Linked DNA regions of Homo sapiens: region 1 is linked to region 2. A link is a loop called in an ENCODE intact Hi-C map of the cell type or tissue named here. Cell type or tissue: OCI-LY7. All regions are shown on one strand. Each heading gives the region's core, and the rest is flanking DNA. Links, peaks and the distances in the headings are about the cores only. Region 1 has its middle 300 kb from the start of STS. Region 2 overlaps PUDP (pseudouridine 5'-phosphatase).

Evidence for each region. Hi-C counts contacts between places; a loop is a spot of excess contacts. Peaks named below come from ENCODE experiments on the same cell type or tissue, not always from the same donor. Only the 100,000 strongest peaks of a DNase experiment are listed, where the experiment ranks them.
Region 1: a loop joins it to region 2, with 3 times the contacts of the local background. A loop is called at or near these places in 2 of 110 quality-filtered maps.

Annotation. Positions count from the first base shown.
Region 1 is chrX:6,847,031-6,855,373 of GRCh38, forward strand. It overlaps a transcript of PUDP not described here. Among named protein-coding and RNA genes, the nearest start is that of STS, 300 kb to the right of the region's middle. In OCI-LY7, for the core only: no CTCF peak of the experiment used is centred there; DNase peaks (open chromatin) are centred at 4,301 and 6,051; H3K27ac peaks cover 1,102 bases.
Region 2 is chrX:7,084,207-7,092,549 of GRCh38, forward strand. The region is part of intron 2 of PUDP (pseudouridine 5'-phosphatase); the gene reads right to left. Among named protein-coding and RNA genes, the nearest start is that of STS, 59 kb to the right of the region's middle. In OCI-LY7, for the core only: CTCF peaks have their summits at 825, 1,024, 4,993 and 5,192; DNase peaks (open chromatin) are centred at 835, 3,644, 4,965, 5,255 and 1 weaker place; H3K4me3 peaks cover 1,624 bases; H3K27ac peaks cover 6,421 bases.

The DNA of each region.
Region 1 (8,343 bases), core at 215-8,214, 240 kb before region 2:
CTTTTCATAAAACCCTTTAAAGATCTGAATTCTAAGTAGCTAATTGCAAAGGTTCTTTGCTAAACAGTAAAATGAATGATTTTAAAGGCATTATTTAAATAGGATATAAATTTTGATGAAAACTCTGTGGCTCTTGCAGAATCATGAAAATGTCACTTATATACCTTCCCTTTCTCGAAGGCAGGTTGTCAGGAATTGACATTTGATTATGCAAATCTATTTTCTAAGACTAAATTACAGTAGAAAGATCCAAAACAGAAATGATTTTAGAGTTGTGTACTGCCAGTACCCACCCCCAAAAAAAGGAATTTAAAGAAAAAAAAAATTGCCTAAACTCAAACTCTTTTAGAATTACCATAAAATCTAAAATTTCAATACAGTTTGGACAAAGAGAAAATAAGAATTCTTGTCTCCCATTAAAAATCTGTTTAATCACAATCTTACTTTATTTTTCTCCCTTGTCTGAGCCAACACAATCTTACTTTTAAGTGACACAAAAAGATCCCAACCTTCATATATTATCAACCTTAAAATCATATCTGCCACTTGGCTATTTTGTGTGTCCCAGACAATGACAAAACTCTTTATGATCAGGATCTCATTGACTTCTCACAATATCCAGTATTACACAAATGAAGAAAATAAGTGTATTGGTTAGCTATTGCTGTATAACAAATGGTTCCAAGACTTAGTGGCTTAAAACAACAGCCATTTATTATTCCTCACATATCTCTGTGAATCAGCTGGCATCAGAATCAGAAGCATTTCTGATCTAGAATGAGCTTATTGGTCTTGGGTGGCCTTGATCCTGCATTCAGACTAGCCTGGGCTTGTTCTCATAGTAGTGATTGGGTCAAAGAAAGGAAGTAGAAGGGAAAAAGTGCTTTGTGAAACCTCTGCATATGTGATATTGGCCAAAGCAAGTTACAAGACTAAGTCCAGGATCAGGAATAAGAGAAACTGCAACATAGCTGAGTCCTGGGCTGGTTTAGGAGTCGGGTCTGAATCCCGTGCATGTGCTTTCTACCTTGCCTCATGAAATTTACACCAAGGGATCCTGTGTACATCTTCACTAAACAATTACAATTAATCCTTACCTAGTTTAGAGTCAAGAAAGTGGCTGTTGTCCTGCTGATCAAATTTATAAACATGCACCACAGGAAGCAGACAGAGAAGCACTTTTCACAAAGCCCTTTGAAGATCTGAACTGTAGGCAGCCAGTTGCAAAGGGTGTGGATATAGGGTGGCCGTTCAACAGGGCAGTTTGTGCAATCAGTCAATTACATCAAGGCTGAAATAATTTAACAAGTTATCCACCATCAGGCAACTAGTAATTTGAAAATAGGTCTGTGGGACTCCAAAGTCTGCAGTCGAGAGGCCGTTTTACCTCTGTTATATGGGACTAATATTACGGATTTTATCTGGCTTATTTGTTGAAAATTTTGTAGACATTACAGATGGAGAGAATGTGAACACTGAAGCTGTGACTGTGGCAACACCAGAATGTAACAGATGCTGCAAACAAAAATGAGGTGAGACAATGATGTGATTTGGATGTTTCTCCCCTCTAAATCTCATGTTGAAATGTGCTTCCCAGTGTCCCGGAGGTGGGGCTTGGTGAGAGGTGATTGAATCATGGGGGTGGATCCGTCTTGAATGACTTAGCCATCCCTTTGGTGATAAGGAAGTTCTCAATTAGTTCACGCGAGATCTGGTTGTTTAAAAGAGTCTGGGACTTCCCCCCACTCTCTTACTCCCACTCTCATCATTTGATATGCCAGCTTCCTGAGGCCTCATCAGAAGCAGATGCTGGAGCCATGCTTGTAGAGCCTACAGAACCATGAGCCAATTAAACCAGCTTTCTTTGTAAATTACACAGCCTCAGGTATTCCTTTAGAGCAATGCAAAAATGGCCTAACACAGTTGGGAATGCGGAATTTAAAAAGGAAGTATTCCCTAACTCTCAGATCCCTTCGCCAGATCAAGGACGTGAAAATGGATCAAACCGTGGAAGGCACGTTCCTTTGGGGAAGTTACAAAGAGTGTGATTCCCATTTCCCTGGAGCTGGGAAGTATGTGGGGTGGTAGACCCGCACGTCAGTGTGAAGAATGTGACCTCTATTGGAAGCCCTCTGAGAGCGTGATGCCGCTCCTTGAAGGTGAGATGTACCGAAGACTACATCAGGCGCCTAGCTCAGACCTGAGAAGGGAAAGTGGGTCATGCGAGCAAGTGTCTCAGGGTTCCCCCAACGTTCACCACCCAATAATTTGTACCTTGACTTGAATGATCTTAACATGTGAGCATCATTTAATGAATATGAGTTTTTTCAATCCAGCTTGGTGCATCTTAGGAAAGCCTCAAGTTGTGCAAATCTGGTGTGAGAGTAGAAAGACCTCTACGTGGACACTCTGGATTCTTTATGCTTGAGTGGTAGGACCTGGGCAAGAGACTCAAGCTCTCTGTTTCCTTTTTGGTATCCTAGATCATATTGACCTGGCCAAACTTACAAGTTGGTTGGAGGCTTAAATAGAGTAATGGATGAGCATATCTTAAAAAGAGTAAAATGTTATACATATGCATTTAATCATCTCTTGCATAAATACAGAGCCCTGCCCCCATGTGCCCCAAAAAGCCAATTCTAATTTTCTTAGATTCCAGGCACTCTCTTCTAACTGATCCAGGTAAAATCTACTATGAACCTACCATAGAAAGGAGGAAGCGGATGGATGTGCTGATGAGTAAATATAAAGAATGAGATTTCTGTAAGTTCACTGCATATAGGACAAACTCTAAAATGCTAAGTAGTTATGTCCACAGCACAGTAAAAAAAACCAATCCAGTTTCCTGACTGTGAGCTTACATCATTCTTTACAGTACTACACATTCCCAAACTGCCTCCATTCCAAACATAGCATTCTATTTCTAGCATTGTAAATCAAAGCAGGAAAGTGTTGGAGGTTTTAGAAGGCTTTTGCTTCACCTTTCTTAAAATGTACATGAGTTTCTCTAAATTCCTGATCAAGACAACATTTATCTTCTTCAGGCACACTCCTGTGGTTCTAGAAGGGGCAAGACATAAATTAAAAAAAAAAAAGGAGATTGGAATTCTAAAAGAATAAGCATTTGAAAACCACCAACTTCCTCAAAATTTACATGACTGTGCAGGTTTCCACAAACACTTTCACTACATGCTGCGGTCATCACGCTCCACTCTGAGTCCCTGGACAGAAAAATAAAGTGCACGTCAGTTGTTCAGGAATTTAATATCCAATGGGCAAGGAAGCTTTGCTGCAGCTACATTTATTTTAAAAAATAGGATTGATAAGATGCAAGGTTGGAGACACGGGTGGTGGTTGTTCCAGACAACGTCCTAGGATAAAGAATTACTGTTTTTAAACTGAAAACTGAAAATCTAGCCAACACCAATTTGTCATAGATCCTAAAGAAATCCACAGAATCAGAGTATTTAATTAATCTAAATGATAAATTGCCTATGAATCTCAACTGCGCAGGCAGCACCTATGAGCAGAAAATTCACACAAGAAAGAAAAATAAATGGGAATACTGGTGGTGTTAGAAATTTACCTTATAAACAACATTATTCTAAATTTTGCAGCCTAATACTTTGGAGTCTTATAATATATTTGCTCATAATCCCCGAAGGAGTGAAAAATTAGCAGTATTCTTTAGGGCTTCTCCAAAGATGTATAGCCATGCACATTTGCTGTTGCCAAATACACACATTTAAATGAAAATAGCTGACACCTGGTAGAGTCACCCTCTGGAGACATATACAGAAACATTAATCTGAGGTTAACCCAACAACCCAATGTAGACATGATGTACTATATAGGAAAATAAAATACACAGTCATATGATTATTCATCTGACAGTAATAGTGTAGCCTCCTTAGGGAAAAAGATAAAGGGAAAAATCCATTGAATATTTTGAAAAGTTCATTTTTAATCACATCTCCCAGGCATCTAACTTATTTGTAGGCTTTGCAATCATACAGATATATAAATATATATTTGAAATCTCTTCCCCTGGAAAATTACCATTCTTTAAGAGAAGACACCTCCTAGAATCTATCAAAGAAAAATCACGTTTATATGAAAAGATCATTATTTCCTTTCTTGAATTCTGAAGCATCTTTGAAGAGGGAGGAGAATTTGCAAAATCAGGAAAGGGCTGCTCTCAGAAAATCCAATCACTTTTCAAGCAATGATACAATGCCAGATGTTAAAATTTGTCTGAAGATTTCTAGAGAAGTGAAAGCAATTAGACGTTATCCTTCATTTCTTCTGTTCAGAATCTCATTACCAAAGATTGCAGACGTGTCGGTTATGATGTACATCTTGCAGGTGGCACTTTGTCATTGTTAAAATAAAGTGGGGTAGAACAGAATCTTATTATAATTTTTCCTTGGTGGGGTGGGATGAAAGAGAGGAAGATGGAGAGAAAGGGAGAGAGAGAGAGAGAAGGGAGCGAGGAATTAGATGCTATGCATATACAATAAACCTTATTAATTGCATTATTTTGAAATGTTATTTCCTAGTTACGATAATTACAGGGCATTTTAAACCATTTTAGCATGTAACACACAATGATAAACTCTATCATACGTATCTTCTGTGATGTGGCCACAAAAGAAGGCTACCATAAGAATGTCACACCACAGCTATCCCATGGGCACTGAAAACCAGAAAGCAATATGGGTATCACCTTAACACAGGCACCACCAACTGTGGAATCAGGGACACAGAGTCCAACTCTTGCTCCACTCCCAATAGCAAAAAACCTTGGCCAAGTCACCAGTCCCTTTGTCCATGCAATGATGGAGTGATACCACATCATCCCCAGAAACCTTTTCCAAGTCTACGGTGCCTTAATACTAACTAATTTTGACTGTTTCCAACAGCTCCAAGGGTGTTTCTGAAGAATGAATTTGGAACATGTGGTAAGGCAGATGACAATGTCTTCATTTCTATATGTCAAATAAAGCCTCTGGTCTTTTTCTACTGACAGCTGAGGAATTCATGCAGAAGAAAGTAACAACCTGTACAGATGCATTTGACCAGCAGGCTTGCATAATTCCAGGAGCACCTACTCTGTGCATGGCTACAGGAGAAACAGCAGAAATAAGAGAGACACAGCATGGTCTCCACCCACAAGTCCAGCTCTCCCTGCAAGACATTGGAAGGGCATACTGGTGTCAGGCAGAATTCACTCAGTACACCCCCAAAATTAGAATGTAATGTGTTCCTGTCAGGGTAAGATCAACTTTGCAAGGCCAATCGGGCTGATGCATACTCAGCATCCCTTTGCTGGGTCCCAGCAGCCAGAGCTGCTGATGGTATTTGCAGGCTGGCAGGGGTGTTGTCTGCTCTGCAGCCAACCTACAGCACTTGGGTGTAGGGCTCACCAGGAAAAGGACAAAGCCATCCAGCTCCATGATCCTCATGCTCCTTAGGGTCTGTTTATAGCTTAAAAAAGTGCTTAAGTTTTGTAAAACAGCCAACTTCACTAAATGATTGCAAATTCATTCTCAAACAATAATTGTGAAAACCATTCATTAAGCTCACGTCATTTTATTCAGAAAGAGAGAAAACAAGAGGTGATTTTTAAAATAGACTAATATCTTTAATATTTGTAAACACTATTTTTAATATTTTTTAATAAAGAGACTAATATATTTAATGTATCATCCATGTGTTACAGTCTCATCAATGTACCACAATGTAGCAGTCTCTCATTGTGAGGTATCACCCGGAGTTCTTTGTCTCACAACCAAGAGAATTGAGGAGCATGGATACAAAGGATGAGGTTGGAACAAAAGTTTAATAAGTGAAAGAAGAAAGCTCTCTGCTGCAGAGAGGGGATCTGGAAAAGGGTTACCACTTTTACAGTTGAATGCAACGGCTTTTATAGGAAACTGATGAGGGCCAGGCATCTCTTTTGCATAAGGCACACATTTCTGGTAGCTCCACCACTTCCTACTAATGCACATGCAAGCCCTTAGACTCCACATTGCTTTGCTCCTCTTATTGCTCATGTGTCAGGGGACAGAATTTTCCATTGTAGGCACGTCTGGGCAAGTCACCTGTGTAGACTTTGTTATCTATGCAGCTGTCGGCATGTCTTAGGCAAGCCCCCCTGTGCAAGTTCCCTTATCTATGTCTACAGGCTGTTCTTTTGTTTGAAAGAACTCAACAGAAGACCCACCTTAACTGCCTGCCTGCCTGATGGGGTTTTTTTCTTTCTCCTCTCTCACATGGAACATAGTCATTATGGCAACTTGGTGGGAATTCCGGGCTCATGTTAAAAATTTCCTCCCATAGCTCCCAAGTCCAAAGTCACTGGTATCCATGAACAGTAAGTGGTCTTGTCAATTCTGAAAATATTCCCCCCTTTTGTGTGTGTTTTTTTTTTTAATTGGGATTAAGCTCACATAACATGAAATTAACAATTTAAAGTGTGCAATTAATTCCATGGCATTTAGTGCATTCACTGTTATGCAACCATCACCACTATCTACTTCCAGAACATTTTTGTCACCTGTAAAGGAAAACTCATACCACTAAATGGTCAATCCCCATTCTCCCAGTCCCTCACTCCCGAGGACCACCAATCTCCTTTCCATCTCTGTAGATTTGTCAATTATAGATATTTCATATAAATGAAATCATACAATATGTGGTCTTTTGTGTCTGGCTTCTTTTACAGAGCATGTTTTTAAATTTTTTTTTAAGGCAATGTTTCTGTCTTGTTTCCCAGGCTGGAGTGCAATGGCGCAGTCTTGGCTCATTGCAACCTCCCCTTCCTGGGCTCAAGTGATTCTCCTGCCTCAGCCTCCCAAGTGGCTGGGACTACAGCCATGCACCACCACACCCAGCTAATTTTTGTATTTTTAGTAGAGATGGGGTTTTGTCATGTTGCCCAAGCTGGTCTTGAATTCCTGGCCTCAAGTGATCTGCCCATCTCAGCCTACTAACGTGCTGGGATTATAGGTATGAGGAACCACACCTGGTCTTACAGAGCATGTTTTTGAGGTCCCTCCATGTTGTATCACATATCAGTACTTCCTTCCTTTTTATAACTGAACAATATTCCATCTCCTTTAGTTTTTAATCTTCTATAATGTGTATATCAAATAAAGACCACTCTACTTTCACATGCAGTTTTTCTTTTTTAACACTCTGACTCATAGACTACTTTTTATCCCAGAGCAATTGTGATGCATACACTCTTTAAAGAAATTAGGATTCCAACTTTCAAAACATTCAGAATCAGAAAAAAAGAAAAAAAATCTGCTAGAAATGTGGAGCTACTTACTACCAGTCATCTCAGGTTACAAAGATTGGTCTGTGTAATTTTGTCGAATTTCAAAATTGAAATCCACTTTTTCAATCCAGTGCTAAGCCCTTTCTAAATAGAGCTGACCCTTGAACATTGCAGAGGTTAGGAGCACCAACTCCCCGTTTAGTCAAAAATTCAAATATAACTTTTGGCTCCCCAAAAACTTAACTACTAACAGCTTACTGTTGACCAGAAGCCTTACTGATACTATAAATGGCCAATTAACATATATTTTATGTATTATATACTGTATTATTGCAATGAAATAATCTAGGGAAAATAAAATGTTATTAAGAACGTTATAAGAAAGAGAAACTATATTTACTATTCATTTGATGGAAGTGGATCATCATAAAGGTCTTCATCCTCCTTGTTCTCACGTTGAAGAGGCTGAAGAGGAGGAGGAAGAAAAGGGGTTAGTCTTGCTGTCAGAGGGGTGCAGAGGTGGAAGGAAGTTCACTGATAAGTGGATCCTCAAACTCCTTGTTCAATAAGGTTAAAGGTTAAAGAAAGTTAAAGAAGATAAATGTGCATTATCTATTTCAAGTTCAACTCTCTAGTTTGCAAAAGTAAAATTGACACCTTGGTATAATTTCATGAGACTTAGTTTTTTAAATGAGTTACAGTAGACTCTTGAACAATGAGTTTAAGCTGTGAGGATCCAAGTATCAGTGGACTTCCTTCCACCTCTGCACCCCTGTGACAGCAAGACTAACCCCTCCTCTTCCTCCTCCTCTTCAGCCTCCTCAAAGTGAGAATAAGGAGGATGAACACCTTTATGATGATCCACTTCCACTTAATGAATAGTAAATGTATTTTCTCTTCTTTATGACTTTCTTAATAACATTTTCTTTTCTCTAGCTTACTCATTGCAATAATGCGGTATATAGTACACATAATTTATAAATCCCATATTTTAATTGACCATTTATCTTATCAGTAAGGCTTCTGGTCAGCAGTGGGCTGTTAATAGTTTAAGTTTT
Region 2 (8,343 bases), core at 204-8,203:
CTCCAGCAGCTGGCTGCAGTTATTGCGGTTGTATGTATGTGGTTAGAAACTTCCACTCAAGAATGAGTCACAACCTCTGCACTCCCAAGACCCCATGCAGACATCCAGTGAATAAACTGCTTATTTCCTGCCGTCTGTTTTCCTCATCCTCGTACTCCATCCTCTCTGTTCTTAGGAATGGAAGGCAGTGGTGGGGGCAGGAATCATTCCTTTTCCTTGCAGTACATGTGTGCAGCATGGAATAGAAAGTGATTTCAGATACATAGTGGGAAGGTGAGCTAGTTTTCCTTTGACTCCATCCATGGCTTATGAAGCAAGCTGAATGCTGGCTGTGGGGGTGTGAGGATGGCCCCTGCACTACACAACAATGCTCAGAGTTTCTCAGGGTTTGTGTTTCCAATTAGGAGGCCACGCTTGGCTGGCACATGCTGGGCCCTCAATAAATATCTATGACCGATATTGAATGGACAATTAAGGCAAAGGTCATTAAAAATAACATTTGGCTATGTGAAAATCACTCAGATTCTAGATTTTAAGTGTTCTCCCCACAAAACATGATGAGAAAGTGAGATGATGCATGTGTTCATTACCTTGACGCAGCCACTCCACAATGTATACATACTTCAAAACACGTTGTGTGTGATAACTATATACGATTTCTATTTGTCAATTAAAAAATAAATAAGTTAAAAAAATAGCATCCGGTTATCCGAGTTCATGGTGGGGAGCCTTCTCATGAAGCGGTTAGCATTCTCCTTTACACAAGACAGACCTGTTACTCTCTAATAAGATGCTGCCTCCTGGAAAATGTGTACCCAGAGAGCACACACGGTCCAGCAGACGTCGCTGTTGTGGTATAGCACATGGAGGCAGGGGATAAGATTCGATGTGATTGACAGGCACATTTATCCAAGAGAAAACTTTCAAGATCTGATGGAGTAATGCAGGGTTTCCATTCTTATTTCTTGCCTACTTGAAGTTCCTTGAGCGAGCTGAAAGCACTTACTGTTGCGAGGCTTCCTAAGGAAACATCAGTTCCAGGTTCTTCACAAATGTCACACGTGATCTCACAAGGGTACCATGTTCTGAACAACACTGAGCTTTGGAATACTAGAATTGTTGGCACTTCACAATGCAAGGACTTGTCTCGCTCTCTGAACCCTGGGTTTTACGTGGGCAACTTGGCAAGTCCACGAGCCTTCGGTCATCAATGGACAGTCAGGGGCCACATGCAGGAAGCTGTTGCTGTGTGAAGAGCTGATGCCCTGAGAGAGTGACCAAGAAGGGAGAAAGATGTCTGCAGGTCAAACAGGCACCTGGGATTCCATAAAATGGATGCAAGTTAACTTTAAATCATAAGGGGTAAGCTGTGTAGGTCAGGTATTTACAAAGGGGTCCACGAAATGGATTTTAGCAAACTTCCTTTAAGTTTAACATCTGTTTAACTTTTAAAAACATATGCTGATGCATTTATTTCTTGTTCAAGATTTATCGAAGGAAACATAATTCCATGAGGACACGCTGCTACCATTGTGATAAATGGATTGGTCATGCTCAGTGACAAAAGTGTCTCCTGGACCAGACTCTACTCAGGCTGCTCTGAGTCTTTTTCTCCACAAGGCCCCCACACTGGCCTATAAAGACTTGAACAAGTTCAACAGCTCAAGGTCACACCGCTACATGACTCTAGCCCCCTTAAAGTACTTGCCTACGAAAACTCAAGGCTGCCAAAATAACTGATTGTTGGTTCCAGCCACTCCTGCAGACAAGCCTCTGTGGAAGGGCAGGAGCCTGACTTCTATCAGCACCAGTGAAACCCAGATGGCTTCACACTGACCAAACCCTCTTCCTGCTTTCTGCAATTTTCACTTCCCCAACTCTGCTGAGCCCCTGCTGACCCCTCCCTACTCCCTGAATTTCCCTTTAAAATGCCCAGTCACCTCTGGGATAATTGATGTTGAGCCCAGTTTCACATTGGTCTCTTTTCTCTATTGCAATAGTATATTATGGAAGAAAATCTGTGCTGATCGCTTTAACTACTGTCTGGCTGTGTTTATCCTTGACACTAGAAAATAACCAAAGTCAAATTCCCCAAAGCATATAGTATTCACATTCATATATATAGTTTTAAAAACTGTGACTTTAAGTATAAATTTAAAAGAAATATTAACTAATTTAGGAAATCTGGCTAATATAGATTCTTGATTTTTTATAAGTTCTGTATGTTTATCTATTAAAATGGAACCATCACTTACAAACACTACTGTGCGCTTTTTAGTTCCCTCACAGGAAACCTCTGGTAGCCACAGCCACTGTGAGTGGGCGTCTCTTAATGATTTACTGCAGAGCCATGCCTCAGGCTATCCCTCTTCTGATCTTCTCCAAGCTCTAGGGAGCATGCTTCTTTCTCAGACATCATTGATTTTGGCAGAGCACCTCCTTCCTTTTTCTAGGCCTTCCAAATGAATTCTGCTCTTTTGAAAAGGTGCTTGCTGCTAGGGAGAGGGCCCTTGGCTGTGTGCAGATCTTCAGTCCTAATTTACTAGGGACCCGGCACCAACTCAAAGCTAATATCAGGGATCGCCACTTATGGAATTTGCACCACAGGATCCGGCTTATGGAATTGAGTGACTAACCTATATCCTGGACGTAAGACAGTGTGGTAGTGTGGAAGGAAAGGAAACAGGAGAAAGGAATTGGGTTGAGGGGCTGGAAGAGGAGCAAGGCTCTGGCAAGACTGGCTGAACCTCATGGAACACTCCAGCCAAACACGACTGACTGAGTCCGCGCCCCAGCTCAGGGCCCTCCTGGGGCAACCTGAACAGTGGCAGTCTGAGCTGGGAGTAGGAAAGTATGGGTGGAGGTGTACTGGCTTGACAGTGCTCTCCCCACAAAATTCATGTTCACCTAAAACGTGGGAATAGGACCTTAGTTGGAAATAGGGTCTTTGCAGATGTAATCAAGTTATTATGAGGCCATACTAAATTAAGGTTGGACCCTAAATCCAAAGAAAGGAGAGGGAAATTTGGAGACAAAGACACACAGGACGAGGGAGGGCGTGTGAAAATGGAGACAGAGATTGGGGAGTTGAAGGTACAAGCCAAGGAAAGCTAAGGGTGGCCGGCAACTACCAGCAGCTGAAAAGAGGCAGGAAGGATCCTTCCCTAGAGCCTTGAGAGGGAGTGCAGCCCTGCTCACACCTTGACTTCGGACTTCTAGCCTTCTGAGGTGTCAGACAGTTAAGTTTCTGCTGCTTTAAGCCACGGAGTTTGTTAATTAACACAGCACTACCAGGAAGCTAATACAGTGGGTTGACCCTGGAGGAGAAAACTTGGATAGACTGAGGTTCTATCTGTGAGATGACCTTAAACCATCTTAATTATCTTTCTCAAATTCTGGTACTTGACACACAAATTTGTGATACTTGATGGGGAGACAGTGTGGGAAACCTGTGTTTCCTTTTTTGGCAAACATTAAATACTGACAGAAATAAAGCAGTTATGAAAATAAATATAAACTAACTCCTTTCAAATCTTCAAACAAACAGTTGCAAGAGTCCAGTTTACATTTATTTGGTCTGCTGGTCCCAGGGCAATACAGGCGATGAGCATCCGACTGCCTTTGCTGTTCTACCCACAGCTGGCTGCTTGCTTTGTGGCAATAGGTGCTGTCTAATGTTCTCCGGGGTCACTGAAATGTGATCGGCCTAAACTCCTCCAGCCAAAGAAGCACCTTTCTCTAGAATCTCGTTATCAGTATCACTGATGGCACAGCTTGTGTTCTGGTCCAATTTCATAGACTTATAGCAGAATTTTAGATTAAAATGGAAAGCCAGGGAGGGCAATTCAAACCACTGATCAATGCCTGGTAATTAAGGATGGATCAAATAATAAAAATTAAAACAAAACTATTTTTTTCAGCCATTGAAAATAAAAGAGACAAAGTAATATAGAGAGTAATGCAGAAATTTTATTTAAGGAAAATTAATTTTGCATTTCTACATTAGTTTTTATGAAGTAAACGTAGGACTACAGCGTGTAATTTTTTTTTTAAGTAGCAACAGGATTTTACCAGGCTGGTCTCAAACTCCTGTCCTCAAGCAATCTGCCTACCTTGGCCTCCCACAGTGCTGCAACTACAGGTGTACAATGTGATAGTGGGACTGAATGGTCTCTCTCATTCCTCTGCTAAGCACTAGGACTTTAGAAGAAAAGCCTCTCCACCTGATCCTACTGACCCTAAGTGCCCCTCCTCCAGGCAGGACTTGACACCTTAATGTTAAAAATGACTCAATATTTCCCTGTGCTGTAGATTTGTCTCTGTAACAACTTAACGTGAAAATTTCCCTCTCACTATAGCATGGTGTACTGATCCTTGATCCTTGTTTTCCCTTATAAAGAATGACTAGACTAGGACTTAAACAATAAAATGCCGTTTTATTAATAGCATGGGATACATGTGAGTGTCCTTGTGTTCCAGATTTGCCACTGTAACAATTTACATACAAATTGCCCTCTGACTCTAGCAAGTAGTACTAACCCCTGATCCCTTTTTTAAATCCCTTGCAGAGAATTATTAGACTAGTACTTCGCAGTATAATGCCCTTTTAATAAGCACATGGAATGCATGAGAGTTTCCTTGTGTTCTAGATGTGCCTCTGTGACAACCTGCATGCAAACTGCTCTCTGACTCTAACGTTGGCTACTGATCCATGATCCTTGCTTCTCTCTCCTTTTAGAAAACGGCTATACTAGGAATGAACAGCATAATATCAACAAAAATGACAACCAAAGTTTAAGTTCTAAGCCTCTTGAAAGGGAGGAACAAATATATAGATTACAGGAGTGTCTGGAAAGGATGCATGTTCCCCAGAGGACAACATTTCAGATGTGGGTTGCCACAACAGAAGAGTGGGGGCTGAGCCGCCAGGCAGATTCTCAGTAAGCTACACAGCACCACCTGGGGGCACAGGTGGGAGCCTTCTCCAAACTCGAAGTTACTACCTGTAGTCAGTTTTTCCATCAGTGGGCCTCGAAATGTTGGTGTTTAAGAGTTGTTGTCATGAGGTAACTTCCTTCCCCAGAGAAGAGTTCTCCAGGATCTTTTTTGGTTGTGCATAAAAGAGAGTGAGGTGAAGGGACCTGGTGGGCTCACAGCGCAGGGTGCAGGGATCTTTTATCTACGTCCTCCACTGTGCCTGATCACCGGAGATCTGAAGTCTCTCTGGCTCTGTGTATAAACCTGTTTTCTGCCCCAGGTGGCATTCTGAATGCACAGCTTGGGGTGGAGGGCCCAATGGCTCCACTACTTCACATCCGGGATTTCAACCTGCTCTGTGGTGTTTTAGCTCTTCGTTTTATCCTGCCTTTTGTTTTTTTTTGAAACACAAATTCAACTTACTACCTGTTTTTAAATGAAAAGAGTCAAAAAATATGATCTTATAACCTGTGAAAATGAGATGAAGTTCCACTTTCTGTGTCTGTAGAGACAGTTTGACTGGAGTGCAGCACCAGCACCCACTCACGCACTGTTTACAGCTACTTGCTTCTTAACACAGCAAAGCTAAAGGCTTCACACATATACCATGGGGTCTGTAAAGCTGAAAACACAGAGAAAGCTTATTGGCCCCTGATAGCAAACAAATCATGTGCAGGCCCAAGAGGTGAAAGAAAAGAGGGGGTAACATCAGGAAGACAGAAAAGTAAGAGGTAAATTTTGTAATGCAGGAAATCAGCCAGGCATTGACACCTAACCCCTTTGCCCCCTTGCCTGTGACACTAATAGGAAGAATTATTGTCAGTTCTTCAAGAAATTCATGCACAGACCAGATAGGAAATTTACCTCATGAGAGAACTGCCCTCCTAGAAACGGAATCCAAAAATCCCCAACGAGTTTCTTCCATTAACCACTTAACTAAATATTCTCTACAAGTGCTCAAATTATTAGAGCGTTATTAGAGCAAATTATCAAAACAATGTTGAGAATTTAAAGTATATATAGTATCTAAATATTATATATACTATATAATAACTCATTGAAAAACATATAGCATAAGGGTTTATTAATGTTTATTAAAGTCTGATGTTCAGTTCCTGTACTTATGCAGCTAAATCCAAATACAGATATATTTTAGCTTACCATGCATAGAATATTTTATGAGCCATAGACCCACCATTTCAATGCAACCAAAGGAGCAGAAATTTTTAAATTTAAAAAAATTTTTCTTAGCCCTGTGAAATTGAATTCATATAAATCCCTAATAGACAAAAAGGATGTATATAAAGATCAAATCAATTTGATATACCAACATGCTTAAAATCTCCTTATTAAATTGCGCTTACAATAGGCTGTGCATGGTACAAAGAAAACTCAGTAAAATAAGACTCATACAACCCAGACAGTATCTGCATTGGGAATTTCGTACTATTTTCTAAAATGTGGGACATTCAGGAAATGTCCACTTCCCCCTAGCTAGCTGGTAAGTGACCCTTTGATCATATGCCTCACATCTCATCTCAGTCTTACAGGGACAGGCAGTTTCAACACCAGAAGCTCCTGTGTTGTCACAATGAAGAGGCTGGAGGCTACCATGTAAGCGACCCACTAGCCCCGACTTCACCCCAACCAGGCCAGACACAATCAGACACAATCTTGTGCTCCCCGCCATGTGACAAAGGTTACTACCACTGGCAAATTCTGAGTTCAGTGTGCAAATGTGCTATCAGTTTCAGAATCTGCTCTTTGCCCTGAAAATCAAGTAAAATGCATTCTTTTGTATTATGTAACAGATGAGAAGGAGATGACTTTGCAGAGTTTTACGTTGATATGAGAAAGAAGTGGCACTGAACACTTCCAAAGGGTCAATGGTGACTCCATGAAAAAGACTTTATGATCGTCAGGAGCCTCCTGTCCTCACAGAAGCTATACCAGCATTCTTTCTGGAGATTATATGATCTCTGTAGCCAGCTGTCAATGGTAAATAAAAAAGAAAGGGAAAGATACCGAGGAACAGTATTTTGTTCTGATCAGGACACACTTAGTTCACCACTTGACTGTGGTAACTCAGGTCTCCTAGGTTTCACTAGAATGTGGAAAGCTCTGGAAACTCAAAGGGAAGGCACATTTAACTGGACTTTTTATTCGTTCTTTTTAAGACAGAGTCTCACTCTGTCACCAGGCTGGAGTGCAGAGGCATGATCTCAGCTCACTGCAATCTCTGCCTCCCTAGTTCAAGCAATTCTCCTGCCTCAGCCTCTCAAGTAGCTGGAACTACAGGCGCCCGCCACCATGCCCAGCTAATTTTTTTTGTATTTTTATACAGACAGGGTTTCACCATGTTGGCCAGGCTGGTCTCGAACTCCTGACCTCAAGTGATCCACCTGCCTTGGCCTCCCAAAATGCTGGGATTACAGGTGTGAGCCACCGCGCCCGGCCTTAAATGGACTTTTTCTTTCATTGGCTTTCTTAAGATCTGGAGAACCTGACCAACTATCTCAAAATACTGACCATCCTCAGAAAAATATTTGATTTTGTGTCTTCTTTGATTTGCCAGAAAGCTGCTTACAGTACTAATTTCATTTACTTTGAATCACTTTTCGGGTTGCTACTTCTAAGGATCTATCACTACAAAATAAATGTATAAAACAGCTATTTAAATAGCTTATGATTAATAGCCAAAGGAAAAGATACAAACTAGGAAATGTTAACATAATAGCTCATTCAATTTTCCTGATTTTCTACTATAGCTCTCTACGTGATTAAACAATGTAAATTCTCTTACCTAAACAAGCACAAGTATTATAAAACCCAATCTGAAGAAGGCATTTAACTCATCGTAGAGAATGCCATACCTGAGGTTCTCAATAAAAGCAGCCTGGTAATGGCCTACAAGGCCAGGGTCAAACTTCTCCTTCTCCGTTTCACTTCTCTGAACCTGTATCCTCACCTACATAATGCAAATAAGAACAACCCTGACTACGTCACAAAACAAACATAAAAGTGCAAATGATATAAAGATTGGGAAAGAGTTTCAGTTTTCAATTTCTTCACAAATAAGAGGTAACAGAAAAGTATTCTTCTTTTAAATAACTCACATCAAAAATGGATTCATTTTGCCTTATGCATTCAACAATAAGACAAAAATAACAGAATACTTTAAGTTATAGTAATCCCAAACTAATTTTAAAGTTCTTAACCTAATTTGTGGACTACTTACTATAAAATATCATAGTTTCCTATTGTCAATTTTTTTTTGCAAATATTTCATAGAAATTTCAGTTTTATGGCTAGAGCTTTGTTGTGAGGAGTTTCTGTTGATGGTGTCTCTGTCAATAGTCTCAAATA